Linked DNA regions of Homo sapiens: region 2 is linked to region 1. The links are chromatin loops, found by intact Hi-C in ENCODE. Cell type or tissue: heart left ventricle. All regions are shown on one strand. Links, peaks and the distances in the headings refer to the core of each region. The heading gives the core; the rest is flanking DNA.

Region 1 (4,395 bases), core at 214-4,213:
CTTTCTGAAGTCTTGGCCAACTCTAAATAGAAGTTTCATCCATCTCTATAAGAACCTGTCTCACCTGGACCACTAGGAGTTAATGTCGATTTGACTATTTACCTTCAGGTGGAATGTACAATGGAATAAGTGTTGTCATTTGTCTTAGACTAAACAGAACTCTGCAACGCATGAACCACAGGACCCAAAACATTCCCACCAATTAACTACACCAGCTGTGGATGAGACACCCTCCCGTTCTCATTAGGAATAGGTCTATTCCAAGTAAGCCACTTATAAACACCCCATCACCATCTGGGAATCACATGTTCCTGGCCCCTTGCTATAAAACTTAACACATGCATGTGTGTGTGTGTGTATGTGTAATATATTTAGGAGCAGAGAAGGTTTACTTCTTGCCCAGCTTCACCTTGGTAGTCCTGAGGTCTCTCCTTCAACTGGCTGTGAGTGCACTTCTAACATAAGCACCATTTCCTCTTGATTTCATACTGTAATTAATAAACTGTGTGGAGTTTATTATAGTGTGTTTTGGGACTGTCTGCCTCAGAATCACTTGTGGTGCTGATTCACCCATACAGGTTCCTGGGCCTCGCCATAGCCCATTGAATCAGTGAATTTGAATTTTAACACCTTCTCCACAGTGACCATCACCATGCGCACACCAACATGTTGCTAATGTCCCACACGTGTGTTTGGTCTGTTTTACTGTGTTAAGCCAGCGAATGGAAGCTAGTTAGAAACTTAGCTTTCTGGTCATTTTAATCAAGGGCTCCTTCCAAACCAGATCAATAGCGATTGCCTAACTATAGAACTTGTTTCTGCTTGTACCTTTTCTGTTTGGTAGCTCTCTAGCACGATATTTCTCAAACTTCACTGTGCTTGTGAATCGCCTGGAGAATCTTGTTAAAAGGCAGATTCCGACTCAGTAGGTCTGGCGGGGGCCCTGAGACTCTGCATTTGTAATAGGCTTCCATGTGATGCTGGTGCTGCCAGTCTGGGGACCACACTTTGAGTAGCTCTGTATTGGGTAGATTTCTGTCTCTGACTAAAGGACCCTTCCTATGGCCTGTTTCATGCAGCTGCCTGCCCATGTCTGAGTATCCTTGTGCCAACTCAGAATCCCTCTGCTTTTATTTTTTTTGTAGATGAAAAGGGGAAAAAAAAGCCTGAGACCCCTGGGAGGGAGACCCAGCTCTCTCCCCATCCCCCTGAACCTGTGGTGGAGGAAGGCGACATCACAAGCCAAAGGGTCTATTGATCTGGTGCAATGGAGATTGTATTGAATCGGAAACAGCAGGCTCCCTGCGTTTCAGGGGGAGCCTCAGGAGAGCAGAGACCTTCTTTGCTTTAGTTTATTTTGTAATTAAGGGGAAAGGAACCCAAGCTAAAATGTTGCTTGAGGGCCTGGGCTTTTAAATTTATGTCACTGAGCAGCCTATGAATCAAACCACCCACTGTGAAGCTGTCAGTTCTGATATCGTTTCTCTCTCTCTGTGGCTTTATGCAAATGCTTTCCCTTGTCCAAGTATTACGCTTAATGGGAATGGCAGACCGCATCCGTGTCCTAAGCCAGGGTGTGTGTCATGGTCTGTGTGCTTGTGTCTGATTATGGGGCTCCTCCTGCTTGTCTCAGCTTACAGAATAGAGGTGACATCTGTTATCTCAGAGGCCTGTTTGAGGGGAGAGGACTTGGAAGTTCTTGTAAGTGTGAAGACTGTTGGTGGAAGAAAAAAATGCATACACTTTATTGCATGGGAACCCAGTTTGAGAAGTCTTTCCAGATGAACTTGGTTGGTGACTCTGGGTCTAGTGAAGCCACTTGATCATCCAGGGTTCGGTGTAAATACCTCGCCTTGGGGGACCCCTCTCAGACCACTCCAGAGGAATGAATCTAGGACCCTAGCCTGTGCCCGTATGGCCCCTGGACTATCCTTTGTAGCATGCTTGTTGTGTAATGTGGGTGTGACTGAAGCTCCAGGAGGGGCAGGCCCTATTTTGTTCCTGGTGGTGCGCAGTGCCAGGCATGTGCCTGGTACATCATGAGCTCTTGATACGAGCTTGGATGGATGTGCATGCTGCAGGCAAACAAGTGCTTCTTATGAAATCTAATGGGCATTGTTCCAAATACAGTGGAAGATGAAACTTAAAAAAACACAAACTTTTGATTTCATTCAGAAAGAACTTTTTGCTCTAAACAGGAGAACAAGCTATTAGGAACAGAATGATGATTATGTACAGTAATATCAATCCTGTTGATGGATGGTGTCAAGCTTTGTAGCCACATTGTCCTCATAGCTACTTACAAGTTAATCATATGCCTGTCACAGAGATACTAGATATTACTCTAGTATCTTCATCCCTTAAAAATAGAATTCCAGTTTTTAGCTGGACGTATGGCCACCTAGAATAAAGGCTGTATTTCTCAGTCTTCCTTGCAGCTAGGCATGGTCACATACTGGATATAAATGTGTGATTTCCAGGTACTGTCATTTTATTGTCTTCTTACTTCCTGCTAATGGACTATGGATATGATGCCTGGAGTTCAGCAGCTGTCTTGTGCTGTGAGGATGGTAGACGGCAAGATGGAAGGATCCTGTGTACTTTTCTGAAGCTGTGCTACCAGCCCTGCACTGTCCACCTCTAGGCTTCATTTATGTGAGTTAAGCCCTATTATTTTGGATTTGATATCACTCTCAGCTGAACAGAATCCTACCTAAGACAAGGATAGGAGAATTATAATTCCTACAAAGGGCTTCTTTAAGGCCATTCTTGGAATAAATTCTATAGTTCAAGGTATTGGTAAGGGTGTGTTTGTGATAAGATTTTGGGTAAAGCAATCTAGTGTGAGCATTAAGAGTGTGGGCTTGGAAGCAGTTTGGCTTTCAGTTGCTGTAGGTCCTTGGACAAGCTCTTTAAGCTCTTTAAACTTTAGTCTTCCTGTCTATGAAATGGAAGCTATAATATAGTTCCTGGTACCTGCTGCTTCTCTTCTCAGTACATGGAGTTATTGAAATTCCACAGAGCTAATACTCTAAGGGCCTTAGAGTATACAGATGCCTTCTCTAAGTCATGTTCCTGTACAAAGAAATTTCACTTCAGCAAAATTTCTTGTGCAGTTTTTTTTTTTTTGTTTTAGACAGTCTCACTTCATTGCCCAGGCTGGGGTACAGTGGCACGATCTCGGCTCACTGCAACTTCCGCCTCCCTGGTTCAGGCAATTCTTCTGCCTCAGCCTCCCAAGCAGCTGGGATTAAAGGTGCCCACTACCACACCCGGCTAATTTTTGTATTTTAAGTAGAGACACGGTTTCACCATGTTGGCCAGGCTGGTCTCCAACTCCTGACCTCAAATGATCCACCTACCTCGGCCTCCCAAAGTGCTGGGATTACAGGCGTGAGCCACTGCGCCCAGCCCTTGTGCAGTTTTTCCTTTCTTTTTAGAAATTAACAAAATCAAGTAACCCTAGAAATGTAACTAGTTTCATATATTTTGTGGTTTTAAAGTTCAAGTATAGTTTATTTTTACCATTTTAAAGACAATTAAATCATTTGACCTTGTTAATCTGGCACCTTCCCAAGTACTAGGCATTTTGCTAAGTCCTGGGAACAACAAAAACAACAAAATGGTCAAGACATAATCGCGCCATTACAGAATTTACAGCAATTGTGTGCAGGCCTTTCTGTTTACAAAGCAGTTTTATGATATGCAGATAATATGTTCTGTGGGGATAGAACTTTTTGGAGATTCAGACGCTGTAATTATATTTTTCTGTCCCATCTATGTAAGTATAGGTAAACTGATTCCAAGGAAGCCAGGGGCATCAGATGTGCATTGCAGATGTCAGTTGCGTGCTCCATGGAGATCTGACTAAACTTGATCCAAACTCTTAATTCCTTAGCCTTCTGAGAGTGCAGAGATGCATTCCCTCTTCCCCAGAGTTCTAAAACTTCCCGAACTTTCTGTTTGTGTTACATCTCTCCTGTGTTTTTGTTTTCCAAGTGTGCTGCTATGGTTTATATAGGAGTTTATTTAGCACTTTCCAAAGAGACTAAGGAATTTGAGGGCAGGGACTACGGCTACTTCTTCGTTTTTTTTTTTTTTTTGAGATGGAGTCTTGCTCTGTCGCCAGGCTGGAGTGCAGTGGTGCTATCTCAGCTCACTGCAACCTCCACCTCCCGGGTTCAAGTGATTCTTCTGCCTCAGCCTCCCGAGTAGCTGGGACTTACAGGCATGCACCAGCAGTCCCCTAATTTTTGTGTTTTCAGTAGAGACGGGGTTTCACCATGTTGGATAGGATGGTTTCGATCTCTTGACCTCGTGATCCACCTGCCTCGGCCTCCCAAAGTGGGATTACACGCCTGGGATTACAGGCGTGAGCCACTGCGCCCGGCCTGA
Region 2 (4,395 bases), core at 99-4,098, 270 kb after region 1:
AGGCTCAGTAACACTGGGTGAGAGTGGGCATCACTGGGGCTCCAGGGTGAGACACATGGGGGTCTAAGTCCGTGCTCTGCCATTTATCAGATGTGTGACTTTGGGTAAATTACTCCATCTCTGTGTGCCTCAGTGCCCTCGATAGAATATGAGGAATATTTAAGTACATGCTTCATAGGTGATACCTGAATGATGTAATTAAAGTAAAGCTCTTGGCACAGTGCCCAATGTCAGCTGTTGTTATAACTGTCACACTTAGACAAATTTTCTAGCCTCTTCCTGTGCCTCATCTATAAACAGGGTTGTGAAGATTCCTTGTAAAGAGCTTAGAAGAGCGCCTGGCTCATAGCACACTCAGTAAACGCTATCTTTTTCGGGAAATACTAGCCTAGGTTTGGGCTCCTAAAAAGTCCAGCTGCCAAATTTCAGTAAAAACCATACTCCAAATAAGTCACATAAGAAAACCCATGAAAAGCAGTTTATATTGCAGTCATGTCTATGGGAGGAGCCATTTCAAGGATATGACACTGAACGCCACACATGGGTTTTTGTTCTGTGTCGGGCAGTGCAATAAATGCTTCACACACATGATTTCATCCCGTCTTCAGAATAAGGATGTCACTGGTGAGGTAGGTGGTGTTATCTCTACCACCTCAGAAGCTGAGCAGCTTCCTAAAAGTTGTGCAGCTTATGAAAGTAGAAATGGGGATGTGACCCAGGTCTGCCTGGCTTCGAAATGCGTGTTCTAACCACCGAGCAGCACAGCCGGCAGTGCTGTTACCTGACCTGGGCTGTAAAGCAAAGGAGGCCGAGGTGTTCACCGGTGACTGTAGGATGCCAAGATGTGAGGGTGTAGTGAAAAGGGGCAGTCATCAACAAGAGGGAGAGGTGGGGCCCGGAGGTGGAAGGTGATGTTCCAGTGAGAAGGATACTTGCCAAAGGAGAACGTTCATGGTGCATGCCATGGCAAGGGCACGTGCGCTTTACCCTGAGAACCAAGTCAGCTGAGTCTACTGACCTTTCCCAGGAACTCACCTTGGGAATGGTATGTTTAACAAGCAGGATGGAGAAAAACACTAGTTGTGGATCTTCACTAACCTACCGGAAATTGATTTTCTTCTGTCAATTCATTTCTTACTAAGTTGTCTCAATGTGTTTGCCCTACAAATGTCCTATAGGCAACGTCTAAGGCCCCTGGGATGGAATGGCATAAAAAAATAGTACAGTTAAGACAAAAGTAATGTCAGTCATGTCTCAGAGTCAGAGAAATCTCTGAGCAGCAAGAAAACAAGCAACATCACACATTTTTTGAAGCGCCTGAATCTTAGAAAGCAAATTTTGAAAAATGCTATTGGACTTAATGTCCTATACTTTATTTGTTCCTCTTATTACAAGACTATGAAAATTCCTTAAACACAAAAGTCAGGTAACAAACCAATGAATGCCAGGAAAAATCAAAGCTAAAGTTGATTCACTGTAAACAGAATTTCCTGGGTCTTGTGGATTTGTGTTTCAGAATTTTAGTGTAACCTACAAAGAGTGGTTTGGCATCTTTTTTGTTCTTTTTTTTTGTTTTGTTTTCTATCCAAAGAAATAAAATTATGATGTGTATCACTTGATCAAAATTAATTTTGGCTCCTGCATAGCCAACTAGTTCATCTTGCAGTTTACAGACCATGTGGAAAAACTTTCATTAAATTGATTGTGATAGGATCCTTGGAAGAAAATGCTGTTGATATTAAACCATGGTTTTAGTGGTTCAAAACAAACAACTCAGTTTAAAAGAGCCTGGTGCCAGTATGAATATAAAACTACCAGTGAATGTTGATAGAATGGGCTATTTTTTCTTTTGTTTTCCTATAACAGTAATCATTAGTTGGCTTGTCCATAATCAACATTCTAAATAAATTATGACAGATCTTCTCAAATGCCTCCAATTTCCTAGACAGCATTTAAAAATAATTCTACATCAGCGATAAACTAAAGAGTATGGCATGCATTTGAAATACTCTTCAAAGACTAAAGCCACTTTATTGCAGGAATCATCTTTTGCTTCTTTGAATCTCTAGCAATGCTTAACACTTCCGCGTTATTTTCTACGTACCATGCAGTATGCTTGGCACTGTACATTCAATGGCTCATTCATTTGTTTATTGGTCAAATAATGATTGCGAATGTCTCCATGCTCAGCACACGGCCTGGGGCTGCCAATATAGTGGTGGGCAAGACTAGAAATGGAAGCTGTCCCTAGGAAGTTGACAGTCTGGTGAAGGAGAAGGATGCTAGGAATCCCACTACTGAGAGAAGGAAAGAAAACCTGGCAGGGAGAGGGAGGTCCCCTGAGGAACAGGTGTAGAGCACCAATCCAAAGGGCAGGATTTAAGTGGGGAGGAAGAGAGGAGAGGGAAAGGCATGTGCAAAGGTCCTGTGGTAGGAGAAAACCTGGTACAACTGATGGGCTGCTGGTGCACGTGAGTGGGGTGCAGACTATCATGCGTTAAGCCTGGAAGCATGGGCAAGGGCAGGCTATGCTGACTCTTGGAGGCTTCAGGTTGGACTTTGTTTTTAAAAAATATTTTTATTTTCTATTGTTTATACTTAAGATGTACAGCATATTTTGCTATACAGATGATCTCCAATTTATGATGGTTTGACTTATGATCTTTCACTTTTACAGTGAAAGAGATACATATTTAATAGAAACTGCACTTTCGGTATCCACATAATCCTTCTATTTTTCACATTCAGTACAGTATTAAATTACATGAGATATTCAAAATTTTATTATTGCGTTTAATGATTTTGCACAACTGCAGCTGATGAAAGTGTTCTGAACATATTTAAGGGAGGCTAGGATAAGCTACAATGTTCAGTAGGTTAGAAATATTAAATGCATTTTTGACTTAAAATGGGTTTAAGATGTAACTCCATCGTAAGTTAAGGAACACCTGTACATATGTGTAATGAAGTGATTACTACAGTCAAGCAAATTAACATATCCATCATGTTATAGTTACCTTTTTTCATTTTTTTAGTATTAACTATGGCTAATAATAGTGTGTCACATACTGGACATTTGCCAAGAGAGTAGATTTTTAGGTACTTTCATCACCAAAAAAAAAAAAAAAAAAGACTTTGATTTTGAGATGATTTAAGAGGAGGGTGGAGAATCCACAAGATTAAGGGTTTTTTTTGTTTGTTTGTTTGTTTTTCCTTCTGTTTGTACCTTAGAGACATGATCATGGGAGTTGGCTGCTGTGTGAAGAAGAGATTAGAAAAAATTAGGATGACATGGGACAGGAAGGGTAGCCCTCCCACCGTAAGCGCTCCAGAAAGTAAGTGACTTGCCTAAGGGTTATTAGCTACTAAATAGTAGTTTGGGAGCTTGAACTTGGCCTCTTACCTCCAAGTACATTATTCTTTGTTAAGCTAAAATACTTGACGTGTGAGGTCTCAAGACAAAGCAAATGCAAACACTAAATTTCAAAAGCTTGAAATAAATTAGGACTTAGATAGATCCTGGGCTTCTTGAGAATTTTAATTGTTCTGCTACTAGATCACGCCATACCGACATAGTCTTTCTGTAATGGGCTCTGGATCGCAAGTCACTGTTCCTTCTTGGGGGCTTCCCTCACAAGTACATGTGGATGTTGAGGACACTGCCTACTATTCTTACCCTAACCTGGGGTATTATTTATTTCTAGAAACTTTGCTTCCTAAGACTCTGGAATCATTTATCTCCCCCCACAGGAAGGTTGGATGCAGAAGGAAGAATGGTTTATTCTGTGACTGGCTAGAAAAGCCACTGAATCTTGTATCTCTGAAACTCTCTGCAAAAAGGGATGCATATTCCCTAGCCCCAGTGGGGGAAGCTCTACCCACTTGCTCTTAAAACTCTGTTCTTCACATGAACTGTCCCACGTTGTTTTTAGAACCATATTAAAAAATCCAAACCATATCCATCTTTAACCTGCCTAGGTTTTTTTTTTGTTTGTTTTTTTTTGGTTTTTTTTTTTTTTTTTTTTTTTTTTTTTTTTTGAGACAGAGTCTCACTCCATCACCCAGGCGGGAGTGCAGTGGTACAATCTTGGCTCACTACAACCTCTGCTTTCTGAGTTCAAGCGATTCTTATGCCTCAGCCTCCTGATGGCATGCGCCATCAGGCCCAGCTAATTTTTTTTTGTATTTTTAGTAGAGACGGGGTTTCACCATGTTGGCCAGGCTGGTCTTGAACTCCTGCCATGGCCTCCCAAAGTGCTGGGATTACAGGCATGAGCCACCACACCTGGATGATTTTTAGTTTTGACTTTTAAGATGTAACTCCATCGTAAGTTAAGGAACATCAACAGTTCAAAGTGGCATTATCATGGGTGATTTTCTTCATTTTCATTATGC

Evidence for each region. A loop is a pair of places that touch in the nucleus more often than their neighbours do. Peaks named below come from ENCODE experiments on the same cell type or tissue, not always from the same donor. Only the 100,000 strongest peaks of a DNase experiment are listed, where the experiment ranks them.
Region 2: a loop joins it to region 1, with 2.0 times the contacts of the local background. A loop is called at or near these places in 1 of 110 quality-filtered maps.

The regions. Positions count from the first base shown.
Region 1 is chr3:73,142,503-73,146,897 of GRCh38, forward strand. All of the region lies in intron 2 of LOC107986098 (a long non-coding RNA gene), which reads left to right. Among named protein-coding and RNA genes, the nearest start is that of EBLN2, 83 kb to the left of the region's middle. In heart left ventricle, for the core only: no CTCF peak of the experiment used is centred there; a DNase peak (open chromatin) is centred at 1,972; H3K27ac peaks cover 201 bases.
Region 2 is chr3:73,412,872-73,417,266 of GRCh38, forward strand. All of the region lies in intron 3 of PDZRN3 (PDZ domain containing ring finger 3), which reads right to left. Among named protein-coding and RNA genes, the nearest start is that of PDZRN3-AS1, 210 kb to the right of the region's middle. In heart left ventricle, for the core only: no CTCF peak of the experiment used is centred there; no DNase peak of the experiment used is centred there.